Regions from separate parts of the Homo sapiens genome. Here region 2 is linked to region 1. A link is a contact called in ENCODE Hi-C data. All regions are on one chromosome and are shown on one strand. The core of a region is the stretch at or near the end of the contact, and the rest is flanking DNA. Distances in the headings are between cores, read along the strand shown. Region 1 holds the start of IMPA2 (inositol monophosphatase 2). Region 2 holds the start of TWSG1-DT (TWSG1 divergent transcript).

The links. Hi-C counts contacts between places; a loop is a spot of excess contacts on that map. Pooled maps may share reads with other maps.
Region 2: a loop to region 1 is called in a map of CD4-positive, alpha-beta T cell, with 7 times the contacts of the local background. The contact joins the promoter of TWSG1-DT here to the promoter of IMPA2 in region 1. A Hi-C loop is called at or near these places in 2 of 168 maps with a recorded cell type or tissue (CD4-positive, alpha-beta T cell and CD8-positive, alpha-beta T cell) and 12 of 50 pooled maps.

What each region holds. Positions count from the first base shown.
Region 1 is chr18:11,977,708-11,984,625 of GRCh38, reverse strand. It overlaps IMPA2 (inositol monophosphatase 2), which reads right to left and starts at 3,119. Exons shown (of 8, transcript NM_014214.3): 1 at 2,861-3,119. The coding sequence starts at 2,956. RefSeq lists silencers at 2,582-4,061, 3,902-4,196.
Region 2 is chr18:9,332,481-9,340,070 of GRCh38, reverse strand. TWSG1-DT (TWSG1 divergent transcript) reads left to right here and starts at 5,602. Exons shown (of 3, transcript NR_183523.1): 1 at 5,602-5,934. It overlaps TWSG1 (twisted gastrulation BMP signaling modulator 1), which reads right to left and starts at 5,298. Exons shown (of 5, transcript NM_020648.6): 1 at 5,151-5,298; 2 at 2,719-2,878. The coding sequence starts at 2,841. RefSeq lists enhancers at 4,698-4,747, 4,510-5,010 and a silencer at 4,808-5,597.

The DNA.
Region 1 (6,918 bases), core at 1,870-4,369:
TCAGGTGATCCACAAGCCTCAGCCTCCCAAAGTGCTGGGATTACAGGCTTCAGCCACCACATCTGGCAAAGTTTGTATTTTCTTAAAGAGGGCCCCCTAAATTGTCTAAGTTTCTGGCCCAACAGAAGCTGGTTCAGCTCCGCGGGGGGATTTGAAAGGCAGAGCTGTCTACAATACTTCTGTTCACACATCACACAAAAGATGACAACCATCCACATCAGTGAATACTGTCATCTGTACTTGGGGTGGGGCTGTGGTCACTCCCTCCCCAAAAGCCCAACAGCCAGGGAGGAGGCTCCCGTCACAGTGTGGGTGGCTGGAACTAGGAGGGCAGGGATGATCCCCACGGTCACGGAAGGAAGAGTGGCACAGAAGCATGGAGGGGGCAGGTGAGGGAATTGGGAGCCTGGGACAGGGAAGCCTGCCAGAACTGGGGCAGAGGGGAAATGGAAGCAGTTTCTCCAGGGCCACCTTGAGCGGAACCAGTCTAAGAGAGAAAGGACAGTGCACCTTTATCTCTTGGAAGGTCTCTCCTTCGGCTCCCTCACCTTTCCGCATCTAGAACACAGACTCCATCTCAGGGGCAGCTGAGAGCAGCGAACAACAGAGTGGTAGAATGCTGGGTGCTAGTGAAGGGTGAGCATCTGGGGGCCCTGCGACTTTGCCAACATGCTCTTCACTAAGGAGAACTCCAAAAGGATCACCACTCACGACCTTTACACCCCGAACCAGGTCATCTGGCTAAAGGATATGTTTTCTCCAGTCAGCCCCCGATTGCATTAGAAGACAATCTGTCCCTCTTTACACAGGTTCCGATGACCTCGTGTGGCTTCTGTTTGTCCCAGCAGCAGACCTTCAGGCCATTCCCTCAGCACTGCCCGGCAGGCAGGAAGCATCAGCATAATGCCTGAGGGGGAGCCCCGGGCGGCCCGGGCTTCCTGACCGGACTCCTAATGGCAGCATCTTTATTGCAACCCTCTCCAGCGTTTAAAAAAAGCTTTTTTTGTTGCTGGCAAGTTGCAAAAACATAAAATATCTCTTAAGTTAAAAGTCATAGGAGCCTTAGAACTGTTCCTGCTCTATTGCAAGCTCTTTATGCACATTTGTTAAATAATAACATAAAATTTTAAAATCTTCTGTTTCTTCAAGGATCTAAATTTGAAAACCACAGAAACTCCTAACTTAGCTCGCCAGGGTTTACACAGCAATGTCTGAATCCTAAGCTGGCTTTTCACTGCCTCAAGGAAGAAAAGTTTTACAGTAGAACCTAAAAGTTCCTAAATATCTGGCTGATGCTTGCTCTGGAAGGAAAGCTGGGAGGCAGGGAAGGATGGAAGGAGAACCCGTGTTCCATGCACACAGCAGCTCTGCTTTCCAGGAAGAACGCTTGCACTGAAGCTACAAGCTTCATCTGCCTTGCAGGAAGGTTTAGGGTCCTCCTTTTCCTACAGGAGGGAAAGGTCAAAGGGTGGAGTTTCGCAACACTCTTAAATTCATTCATTCTTTACGGTCTGAGGCTTGGGTTCTTCAAACTACAAAGGGAAGGAAGGCCCTTCAACAAAAAATGAGTCTACTTAGTATTGCAGATTAATTTTTAAACAGGATTAGAGGATTTGCACCAAGGTAAAGCACTATCCACTTTATGACGACTCACTTCAAATTTAAGATTGATAACAGTCCGATTTCAACATCTAGGGAAACTGGTAGAGCATTTTCGGACTGTCAGACCTCAAAAAAGAAAACAAATGTTTGAATATAAAAGGCCAATCTGCTCTCAGCACACCTCCTGTCTCTAAAATCCCCGAAAACAATCACTTTTTTTTTTTTTTTTTGAGACGGAGTTTTGTTCTTGTTGCCCAGGCTGGTGTGCAATGGCGCGATCTCAGCTCACTGCAACCTTCGCCTCCCAGGTTCAAGTGATTCTCCTGCCTCAGCCTCCCAAATAGCTGGAACTAAGGCACGCGCCACCATGCCCAGCTAATTTTGTATTTTCAGTAGAGACGGGGTTTCACCATGTTGGTCAGGCTGGTCTCGAACTCCTGACCTCAAGTGGTCCACCCGCCTCGGCCTCCCAAAGTGCTGGGATTACAGGCGTGAGCCACTGCGCCCGGCCCACAATCACATCCTAAGAGACAAACATGGAGTAAGCCATCTTACAGTCCTGGGAGAACCAACACTCGCTTGCCTACCACTACCGTCGGTGTGTCAGGCACTGCTAAAGGTACTGAGGAAAGTGGAAGGAACAATCACAAAAATGAAAAAGAGAAGAGAGGAACTGCACTCCATTTTAAACTCTGCTCGCTGGTTTTCGGTAGCTCTGCGGCTCGGTTTTCATCCTTCCGGGCAGTGTAACAAGTTCCTCCTGAACTCTGAGTCCGTGGCCGTCGCGGAGCTGAGCCACTTTCAGGGTGTGGGTCAGAGTAAGTTTGGGTTGAGGATGCTGCAGCCAGGACAATCAAACGGCAGCCCAGCCAGATCCCCACGCGGCTGGGGCTTAGCCCCGGGCTTCCTACCGCGAGCTGAATCCGTTCATAGGTCCTTAAAAATCAACAGCCCCGTACGCTACCCCTGGAGAGATTTCTACATTCTGACCACTCACTCAAACGCAAAGGTCACGTTAGCCGCTGAACTCCAAAGCAGAGGGGCTCGCCGCCAGGGCTCCGGGAGTTGGAGAAGGGCGCGGGAGGTGTGTCCAGGACACCAGCACAAAGGCTCCTTTCACCGCTCCGCGCCCCGCGCCCTCGGGTGCGGACCCTGGGCGCCCGCCGGCTGCGCGCCAGGACCCCGCCACTCCAGGCGGCTCCCAAGGCCCACGCGCTTCTGCTCCGCCCGGACTTCCGAGCCCAGCCGTGGCGCTCACCTGTCCTGCCCGCAGCGCCAGCTGCACGGCCGCCTGGAAGCACTCCTCCCAGGGGCCGGCCGCCAGCGCCGCCTGGTCCTCGCCGCTCGGCTTCATCGCGGCCTCGCCGGGCCCCTCCACCTCCAGCCCCCCTCGGCGGGACTCCGGCTCCCACCGGATCCCGCCGTCCCGCCGCCAGGCTCCACACTCCCTGTGCCTGCTCCCGCAGCTCTGTGCCTAGTCCGCCGCCCGTCCCACACCTGCGCTGGCGGGAAGGGCAGCCAGCGGGCCGCGGGAGCCGTGCGTCCTGCTTTCCGCTCCCCACCCTCCGCCCCGCCCCGTGCCGAGCCCAGCCCAGCTCCCCGCCCCGCTCCCCGCCCAGCTCCCTGCTCCCGCGTCCGGCCCCGCTCTGCATTCCCCACCTCGCCCCTCGCAGAGCTCGGCCCCGCCCATTCCCCCCTCTTCCCCGCCCCTTGACGCTCCCGGCCCCGCCCCGCACCCGTTGCTGCTCCTGGCCTCTTCCCGCGCCGTGCCCGGCCCCGTCCTGCACCGCCCCTCCCGCTCCCGGCTGCGCCCCGTACCTGGCCCCGCCCCTCTGGGCTAGCCCTGAACACAAATCAGTGCCGAGCCTGGTCCCTCTCCGCTCCGCGCTTTACCTCCAGCCCCGCCCCTGTGGTGCAGCATCACCCTCCCCGCTCGAGGCGGACCCAACCCTGCTCCGCCGTGCCCCGTCCCGCAGCGCGCAGAGCGGGCTCCAACTCCTCTGAGCCTCGAGCCCCGCCTCCCTCAAGTTGAGCCGGGCCCGTGTCCAAGCCCCGCCCCACCGCCGCGCGCTGAGACAGGCCCCACCCCCGGCTCGTGCAGAACTCCGTACTGTTCTGGGTCAAGCGCGCGGAGGGCGGCTTGGGCCACCGCAGAGCTGGGAGGGAGGAGCTAGGAGCGGCTGTTTTGGGGGCCCGGGGCAGCTACTGTCTGGGTGGGACCGTGCGGTGCCGGCCCAGCCCCGGAGGTGCCGGGGAGCGTCCCGTCCGCGGATCCCCGCGCACGTGGTGCCGGGCGTCCCTTCATGGTCTGTGGCCGGATTCGGGCTCGAGCGCCAGGGGCGGCTGGGCCAGCACCTTCCGACCGGTCGCTTTTTGTTCGCGGAGGCCGCTGGGCGCTAGGCGTCGTTCTCGGCCTCGCAGGAGCTCAGACCGCCGAGCGCACAAGGCCGCAGTGTTCCTGCAAGCGGCCGCCCCGCGCGGCAAGTTTGGTCGCAAACAAGCTCTCCCTCCGCTAACCCCAAACACTGCGAGGACAGCGGCTGGACTTTATAAACTCTTCACACCCAAAACTCGAATTTGGAGACGGAACTGTGATTGCGATGAGCCTCTGTAGTGAGGAATGACCTTTCCAACCTTGGATTCTCTTGCTGGCCCATGTAAACATAAATAGGAGGCATTTCCCGAAAGAGTGGCCGCGTGGTTTCCAAGGTTAATTTCATAAGCCGCTCTGCCTGCCCGTTTTATAAAAGATGCTAACCCACGTAAAATTATTCTGGAGTGCCACTTCGGAGTCTGGGAGAATAATGGGAGTTTGTACAAGAACCTTGATGGGGCATTTTTTACACACTTAACCTAATAATGAAATTAAACGTTTTTAGTTTTTGAGTACTTTATGCTGAAACACCTTGTGGAGAAACTTTAAGTGTACCGTATAAGAGACAAAAAGTACAAACAGGAGGAATTACAAACAGGAAATACAAACACGCAGATATGGGTACAACTTTAGGGACTCTGGCCTCACCCAGAGCCCTAATCCTACGGCTCAGAAAACTAGACCAATTGCCCTGCCTCCCACCACGCCAGTTTGGGGCAGCTAAGGGCGCACTCCCCTCCATCTTTTTTGGGTTCTTATGTTTTTATGATGTTTAAGACAGAGGCCGGGTGCGGTGGCTCACGCCTGTAATCCCAGCACTTTGGGATGCCGAGGCGGGCGGATCACGAGGTCAAGAGATCGAGACCAGCCTGACCAACAAGGTGAAACCCCGTCTCTACTAAAAATACAAAAATTAGTTGGGCGTGATGGCAGGTGTCTGTAATCCCAGCTACTCGGGAGGCTGAGACAGGAGAATCCCTTGAACCTGGGAGGCTGAGGTTGCAGTGAGCCGAGATGGCGCCACTGCGCTCCAGCCTGGCGACAGAGTGAGACTCCGTCGCAAAAAAAAAAAAAAAAAAAAAAAGACAGCAGGACTTCAGAATGCACTTAAGATTGTGCTGTGAATGCGTTACTTTAAAAGAAATGCATTCTCTTGTTGATTTTCATGACAGGTTTTCATTAGCGGTCACTTCCAACACCAAGCAAACAAAGAAGTGGCAAAATGTCTCTTCCGCCTCTTCCCAGTTCTCCTTTCTGAACACCTCTGCCTGTGCTCCTGGTACTGTCACCCCATCTGGAAGCTCAGTTATATCTTTAGATAAACTTTCATGATAGATCCCAGCTTATCTAAACAACTGGAAAAAGAGTTAACTTTCTTTCCCAAATGACATATCTTAAGGCAGCGTAGTGTGGTTTTTAACAGCATGAGGCTTTGAAGCAGCCAGGTTTCCTAAATTAAAATATTGGCCTCTCTTCTTCCTTACTGTGTGGATTTGAGCAAGTTAAAAATAACCGGTTTTGCCTGTTTCTTCAACTGTAAAGTGGTCTTTGTAACCATTGTATGGGTTAATGTACTTGTGCTTGGAACGTATGTGTTTGCTATTATTATTAAAGACTGGTCATTTATGCACCAGTGTGGGTAGCCTCAAGCAATCAGCATACCGCTTGGCACCCAATAGGTGTTTAATAAATATCTGTTCGGCCAGGTGTGGTGGCTCACGCCTGTAATCCCAGAACTTTGGGAGGCCGAGGTAGGAGGATCATCTGAGGTCAGGAGTTCAAGACCAGCCTGGGCAACATGGTGAAACCTATCCTCTACCAAAAATAAACAAAATTAGGCAGGCATCGTGGCATGTGCCTGTAGTCCCAGCTGCTCAGGAGTCTGAGGCAGGAGAATTGCTTGAACCCTGGAGGCCAAGGTAGCAGTGAGCCAAGATTGCACCACTGCACTCCAGCCTGGGTGACACGAGCAAGACTCTATCTCAAAAAATAAAAATAGGCCAAGCGCGGTGGCTCACGCCTGTAATCCCAACACTTTAGGAGACAAAGGTAGGCGGATCACGACGTCAGGAGATGGAGACCATCCTGGCTAACATGGTGAAACCCTGTCTGTACTAAAAATACAAAAAAATGGCCGGGCGCGGTGGTTCACGCCTGTAATCCCAGCACTTTGGGAGGCCGAGGTGGGCGGATCACAAGGTCAGGAGATCGAGACCATCCTGGCTAACACTGTGAAACCCCGTCTCTACTAAAAATACAAAAATTAGCCGGGCGTGGCAGCGTGTGCCTGTAGTCCCCAGCTGTGGGGAGGCTGACTCAGGAGAATGGCGTGAACCCGGGAGGCAGAGCTTGCAGTGAGCCGAGATTGCGCCACTGCACTCCAGCCTGGGCTACAGAGCGAGACTACGTATCAAAAAAAAAAAAAAAAAAAAAAAAAAGAAAGAAAGAAAGAAAAGAAAATGTAGAGGAAAGTGGCCGGGCGCGGTGGCTCAAGCCTGTAATCCCCGCACTTTGGGAGGCCGAGGCGGGCGGATCCCGAGGTCAGGAGATCAGGACCATCCTGGCTAACACAGTGAAACCCCGTCTCTACTAAAAATACAAAAAATTAGCTGGGCGTGGTGGAGGGCGCCTGTAGTCCCAGCTACTCGGGAGGCTGAGGCAGGAGAATGGCGTGAACCCCGGAGGCTGAGCTTGCAGTGAGCCGAGATTGCGCCACTGCACTGCAGCCTGGGTGACTGAGCGAGACTCCTTCTCGGAAAAAAAAAAAGAAGAAAGAAAAGAAAATTTAGAGGAAAGAGTGCATTATTTTTGCAATTAAAAGTTGATTTCAAACATTAAGCAAAAATTGTTACGATTTTACTGTAACGGGCCCAAATCCTGGTCAAAGAATCGTGTATCTACAAATGTGATCAATATCACCTGCATCTCAGTAGAAATGCCCC
Region 2 (7,590 bases), core at 4,353-6,852, 2.6 Mb after region 1:
CTAAATCCAAGTAGTCTACCATCCACCAGGATAGTTGTGTCCACTACTCCAGAAAAAAGTTTGATGTTTCCTGGCTCTGAAGCTACAACGGAATATCAGAAATGTCAGCATCCATGAATTTGTGACTGAAAATACGTCCTAGCTGATTTTGTTTACTAGAATCACCATTTGAGTTAGGTGAAGCTCCATTTGCTTTTCCAGTTTTTTTACACTGATATAGTACTCTTTACATTTTGAAGTATTTTGTTTTTTTACAATTTTTTTTTTTGAGACAGAGTCTTGCTCTGTCGCCCAGGTGGGAGTGCAGTCGCACGATCTCAGCTCACTGCAACCTCCGCCTCCTGGGTTCAAGTGATTCTCCTGCCTCAGCCTCCCAAGTAGCTGGGATTACAAGCATGCACCGCCATGCTCAGCTAATTTTTGTAATTGTAATTTTTTAAATTTTTTTAATGGCCAGGCACGGTGACTCACACCTGTAATCCCAGCACTTGGGAGGCCGAGGTGGCAGATTGCTTGAGCTCAGAAGGTTGAGACCAGCCTTGGCAGATCGCTTGAGCTCAGAAGTTTGAGACCAGCCTTGGCAACATGGCAAAACCCTGTCTCTACCAAAAATACAAAGTAAATTAGCCAGGCATGGTGCCACGTGCCTGTAGTCCCAGCTACACCAGAGGCTGAGATGGGAGGATCGCTGGAGCCTGGGAAGTCAAGGCTGTAGTAAGCTGTAATAGAGCCAAAAAATTTTTAAAGAGTCAAACAAACAAAAAAACCTTTACAAGTATCTACCCATATTAATCAAAAGCTTTCTCTTTTAAATACTCCCTTTAAAAGCAAGGTATTTTAAATAAAGTACAATTTTTTTTTTTTTTGAGACAGGGTCTTGCTCTGTCACCCAGGCTTCAGTGCAGTGGCACAATCATAGCTCACTGCAGCCTCAACCTCCTGGGCTCAAATGATCCTCCTGCCTCAGCCTCCCAAGTAGCTGAGACTACAGGTGTACATGATCATGCCCAGCTAATTTTAAAAAAACTATTTGTTGTAGAGACAGGGTCTCACTGTGATTCCCAGGCTGGTCTGAAACTCCTGGGCTCAAGTGATCCTCCTGCCTCAATCTCTCAAAGTGCTGGGATTACGAGGCATGAGCCACTGTGCATGGCCAAAGTACAATTTTTAATTACTTGAACTAATGCAAGTTATAGAGTTGAAGAGTCAAGAATATAATTTGGAATTTAAGAGAATTTCCATCTAAACATGAATACAGCAAATGTTATGAGACTTTATTGTGAATAATGAATAATGAAGCTACATTGAAACAATCTGGGAGGTACCACAGACTCCTCATCTGACCATAGCACAAAACTGGGCTTCATTTGCAGACACAAAGTTTCCAGCCAACACAAGCCTAAGCAGGCGTGCCTTATTAAGATTTCCACATACAAAATTAGGTGATTAAAGAATTAGTGTTAATTTTTAAACTGTAAAATTGGTCTAATAGCTATGTTGGTAAAGAGTTCTCTTTTAGAGATACATATTAGAATTATCAACAAAACAGTATCAAGGGATTTGCTTGAAATTAAAACAGCTGGGAGTGAATAATGTAGGAGGGTATAGATAAAATAAGAGTAGCCATGAGGTAGTGACTGCAGTAACTACTCATGGATGGTTCATTATATTCTTCTCCTTTTATACCTGAAAATGTCCACAGCGAAAAAGTTAAAAACTGAACAGCAAACACACTTCTCTAGTTAAATGTTTTGGTTTGAAATGCAAAGTTAGGGTTATCAGAGTACGAAATGGGGGCAAGTAGAATTCCAACTATTAGCGAGAAGGACCAAAATGTCAGAAATAAGCACAAAATGCTTCTGATGTATAAAAACAATTGTCACTCTAGCACATATACACAATTACTCTCAAGTGAGGGTTACAGTCATGTTAGCTGACTCATACTTTACATAGAATGCTAATGTGTGTGGCTACTGAATTTCTGAGTGCACAGCCTGCAACTAGAAAGGAAGCTAATCAGGAGTTCAATACGAGCCTGTTAACTTAGCCACATTACTTCCTCTTACTTTTCTCCCCAGAAAAATGAGAGTGGTGGCTACATTAAGAGGCCTGCCTTGATGATTGGAAGAGATATAACTTCGAAGTATCTTGAAAGCAGATTGTCCAATCCCAGCCAACAACTTGCCTGCAACATTGTGGGAGACCCTAAGCCACAGCCACCTGGCTAAACTGCTCCCAGATTCCAGGCCCTCAGAAACTGCATGAAATAATACATGTTTATTGCACTAAGTTGCTATGTTTTGGGGTAATTTGTTACATAGCAATGGACAACTAATACATCATACTTAGGGTAACAATTTATCTATTATTTGACCAGCTAATTTTTTTTCTAAATACATTCATTGAACCTCTTTGCTATGTTAATTAGATTACACAGATTAAATCATCTGAATAGAGTGCTCATCACCTTGTAATGACATGTTTATACAACAGGATATTATACTCAGTATTGAACTTCTTGAATCTAACCTTGCCTATATATATTGATTGCTATGAGGGTAAAAATCCAGACCTGTGTGTCATGATTCAGTACCTCAGGCCCTGACCCAATACTCAGGTCTTACTCTATATGATATATGCACTCTATATCTGTATATAAACATAATGTTTCTGCTCTACAATATATTTTGATATTAATAAAAGTACTCTTAGTCCTACCTGAATGAGGCATTTGCTCACATCACTAGCACAGAGTGCTTTGTTACAGCTCAGTGATTCTGGAAGCCATGTCAGGAACATCAGGATGGCTAGAGTAAGCACAGCAACATAGTGTAACTTCATGTTTCTTCAAAGAAGATGATCAGTAACTCCCAGGAAACTAAACAAACAAACACAACTTTAATTCAAAGGCAAGTGCTAGGGTAAAAACAAATATAAAAATGAGAAACAAAACATAAACTAAGACTCATTGTTTGTGTCAATATACTTTTTCTTTCTTTTTTAGAGTCTTGCTCTGTTGCCCAGGCTGAAGTACAGTGGTGTGATCATAGCTCACTGCAGCCTTCAATTCCTGGGTTCAAGTGATCCTCCCACCTCAGCCTCCCAGTTATCTGGGACTACAGACAATACCACCATGCCTGGCCTTCAAAAAACTTTTGAGTGATCATTTAAAGATCATTCTCAATGAAAGATTATATAAACATTCAAAAATAAACAATAATTTTGTATAATAATGGCTTCATAGCCATCTTCAAGGACCTAGAACTCTACAGTTCCTCAGACTATCCAGAAATGGTGACTGTGAAAGTAGAGTGAGTATATCTAAACCCTCAGTAACTTGAGAGTATATCAGGCAAATAACTAGCTTCAATACTGCACTGCTACTATTCAACTTTAATTTTAGGTCCATTATTCAACTGTAAGCCCATATAAAACTATTAATATTGTATTATAATTTTAAGATATTTAATTTTAATTCTTAGAATCAAAACAAAATTTTAAATGGAAATTATTCAGGCTTATTTAGACAGAATAAAGCAGCTCAAAGCAAGAAGTAGAGTCCACAGAGTCACTTCTTAAATAATTGAGCAAATAACAAAAGGCTGTTTAATTACTAATTGCATTAAAAACTCTAGGTAATTATTAGAATGTGACGATATTCTTTTTTTTTTTTTTCTTTTAGACGTTGTCTCGCTCTGTCGCCCAGGCTGGAGTGCAGTGGCGCAATCTCGGCTCACTGCAACCTCCGCCTCCCGGGTTCATGCGATTCTCCTGTCTCAGCCTCCCGAGTAGCTGGGATCACAGGAGCCTATCACCACGCCCCGCTAATTTTTGTATTTTTAGTAGAGACGGGGTTTCACCATATTGGCCAGGCTGGTCTCGATCTCCTGACCTCAGGTGATCCACCCGCCTCGGCCTCCCAAAGTGTGGGATTACAGGGGTGAGCTACCGCGCCCGGCCAAGATATTCTTTTAATTCTATTAGTACCACACATTCTTCAAAGTTATTAAGAAGATACTACAGTTCAAAAAGAAGAAGGAAAAAAGACTAGCACAAACACAGTCTGACAGGGGCCAAACAGTATACAGTTATTAAACTTTAAATACGGGAAGATATCATTTCTTCAGGTTAAAACACCTCCCTATCAAACATAATAAATTAAAATAAATGACTACTGACGTAAGAGGGATAAATAGTGAGTTTATGGGGGCATTTATGATTACTCTAAACTTTTATTCTAAGTGTTACAAAGTACATTAAAGGAAAAATAATAAAAGGGTGAAAAGAATAAAGGGCTTTGGACCTGGTATGAGTCAATTTTGAAAGAGAAAACCCTGGTGATCGTTACTGAGGCTCACAAAGCATTCCCTAAAGACCGTTAGTAACTAATTTTCTAATGTATCTAACGCCGCATACCAAGTAGGATGATTTCTGGAGCAACCAGTACATATTTGCGGAGGCCAAATAAGGTTATTTGGAGACTAACTGTCGTGGAACTAGTTTTCATCCTACAACCATGAAAACTGGGATTTCCCCCCTTTCCCATCTTTTACGGTTGTCTTATGAAATGTTCCACAAATTCATCTTACTCCCCAAATTTCACTGGAAAAAGTATTCAAGTAACTACGACCATGTCGAAATCAGGTAATAGAATTAAAGGACTTATCTTTTCCTAAGGAGTTAGAAACCATCATGCATCAAAATTGTTTCGCATACATCACGCCCAAGTTTCTCGTTAAGGGAGATGGCACTGACAGCGACCAGGGCAGAGCCGAGCCTCTGTAGAGCGGTGCCAGGGCCCCGAAGGCGCCGGACGCCCCGCGAGGCAGAGGCCGGTAGCGGTGTGGGGGACCGGGCACCCGGAACCACCCCCACCCCGGCTCGGCCGACGCGGGCTGCGGAGGACGCGGGCCGGCCCAGAGATGGTCTGGACCAAAGCGGCGCAGAGATGCTGCTGGCTCCCGGCGTCCGGCCTGTGCGCCCGCGCCCAGCACCCCCACTTTGTCCTCCGCGCAGCCGGGCCCAGGCTTCTCCCGGCCCCCGCGAAGCTCGCCGCGGCCCCGGGCCTCTAGAGGGCCGAGCTCGGCGCCCGGCCCCTTCCCAACCAAGAGGCCAAGAGGCTGCACAACCCCCCAGCCGCTCCCACTCACCATGCGCCACGGTCCCGCGAAGTCGCCCACCCCTAGATCCCCGCCGGGTCGGCCGAGCCCGGGGCGCGCTGCGGCGGCTTTGAGTGCGAGGCCAGGCCGCGCCTCCCGCCGTCCCCTCAGCGCAGCGCCCGCGAGCCTCGGGCACCTTAAAGAGACAGGCCCGCCCGCCGCCCTCCTCCCGGCTCCTTGCTCCCCGCCCCTGCTCCCCTCTTCCCCTCCGCCCCCGCTGGGGTCCACAGCCGCCAGCTCCCGCCAGGAGGCGTCTCTCACTCCCCCGGCGCTCCTGTCAGCGCGCACGCCCCCATCTCGGCCCCGCCCACTCCCCCCGCCCCTCCCAACGCCACGCCCCCTCCGCGCCACCCGGTTTCGCCCCTCCCTCGTGCCACGCCTCCACCGCAGGCTCCCGCCCGCCCGCCGGCCCGCAGGCCACGCCCCCAGGCGCACCCACCCCAGCTGCTCAACGCGATTTCCCTTCGCGCTTCTCCGCACCGGGATCCCCAGTCCCTCAGGTTCCGACAGACCCTCCTGTCAGGCCCATTCTCCGGGCCCCCTCAGTTGCAGTGTTAAGATCAACAGTGTTAAGATTAAAGCCTTGTGATGTGCTAGCCACTACGCTGAGGATATGCCGTGTACTAAAATTCCTCAGGACTCCTCACAGCTGCCCTGTAAGGAAGCGGCCATGGCCGGGTTCTAGCGATGCGAGGCCGAGGCTCGGGGCGCTGAGTAGCCTAGCGCGTCGCCGAGGAGAGCTGGCACGTGAACCCCTTGTCGTTTGCCGTCAGAGGTAGGATTTATATAAAATGCGCGTTTCCTAGGTCTACCTCAGACCTACTGAATAAGGATCTCCAAGGGTAGAGCTTTCGAACTTCGTTCACCAATTCGATAAAACTTGCCAGGCTCCTTGTGAGTGGCTGGCGCTGAGCTCTGCATCGGAGCTCTGCATCGGGAGTCGAGAAGAGGGGGCGCCATGGATCCGGGCGCGGAGGTCGCGCAGCCTAGGTAGAAGGTGCGCGGTTAGCACGTAGGTTAAAAACATTGAGAATGACACTCAGTTCTTTCCCACAACTCTGGGTTGCTTTTTTTTTTTTTTCTTTTGAGACAAGGTCTCACTCTCACCAGGCTGGAGGGCAGTGACAACATCAGGCTCGCTGCAGCCTCCACCTCCTAGGCTCAAGCAATCCTCCCGCCTCAGCCTCCCGAGTAGCTGGGGCTACGGGCGCGCACCACCACGCCTGGCTAATATTTTATTTTTTTGTAGATATGGAGGTCTTGCTATGTTGCCCAAGCTGGTTTCAAATTTCGGGGCTCAAGCGATCCTCCCACCGCGGTCTCCTAAATCGTTGGGATGACAGGTGTGAACCATAGTGCCCGGCCGGAATTTGCTTTTTAAAGAAGATTCCAGGGTGATTAAGTTAGAGCCCGCTAGACCAGACCGTCCGCGGGGCACCTTCCCTTGGAAATGATGACCTAGTGTCAAACCCTTATGCTGGTAAATCGTAAATGCCTACCACCCACCTTTGTTGATTGGAAGGAAACAGAATGAAAACAGCTGATTGGCTGGGGGTGGATTGCATTACTGATGTTAGCCCACTTTTGTACAATAAATATGGGTTTTAAAAATCATCCTTGAAAATTATCCTAGAGAAATAATTAAGGGTATACCCAAATTTAAGTATAAGAATCTTATTCTTGGCATTATATACTAGTTAAGTGAATTAGGAAACTTCCGATCAATGCACTAATTCAGCCATTAAAAAGTGATACCGCAGATCAGAGGTTCTCAAACTTTTTCGTCTCGGAATCCCTTTACACTCCTGAAAATTATGGAGCATGCCAAAGAGGTTTTGTGTATGTGTGCTACATCTGTTAATACTTTCAAAATTAAAACAATTTTTTACATATTCATTATTTCATTTAAAAATAACAAACCCATTATATGATAACAAATATTTAATGAAAAATAAGTATATATTTTAAAACAGTAGGAAGAACAGCGTGGTTTTAGATTTTTGCTATTGCCTTTAACATCAAACTTAATAGCCACTGTTTTTATATCTGCTTCTGTATTCAAACTGTTGCAGTATCATGTATTATGTAGTTTCTGCTTGTGAGAGAATGAGGGTGAAAAGTCAAATAATGCCTTAGAATTAAAATTAAAATAATTTTGAGCTCACAACCTCCTGAAAATGTCTTGGGATCCCTCCCTAGCAGCCCCAGATCACACTATGACAATTAGTGTTGCAGATGAATATTGCGACTAGAGATATTCATGATACATAAAAAATTTTAAAGTACTGCATAGTTTTTGAATAATTAATTTTGTTGTTGTTTGTTTGTTTTTGAGACAGAGTCTTGTACTTTCACCTGGGCGGGAGTGCAACGCTGCCATCTCGGCTCACTACAACCTCCGCCTCCCGAGTTCATGAGATTCTTCTGCCTC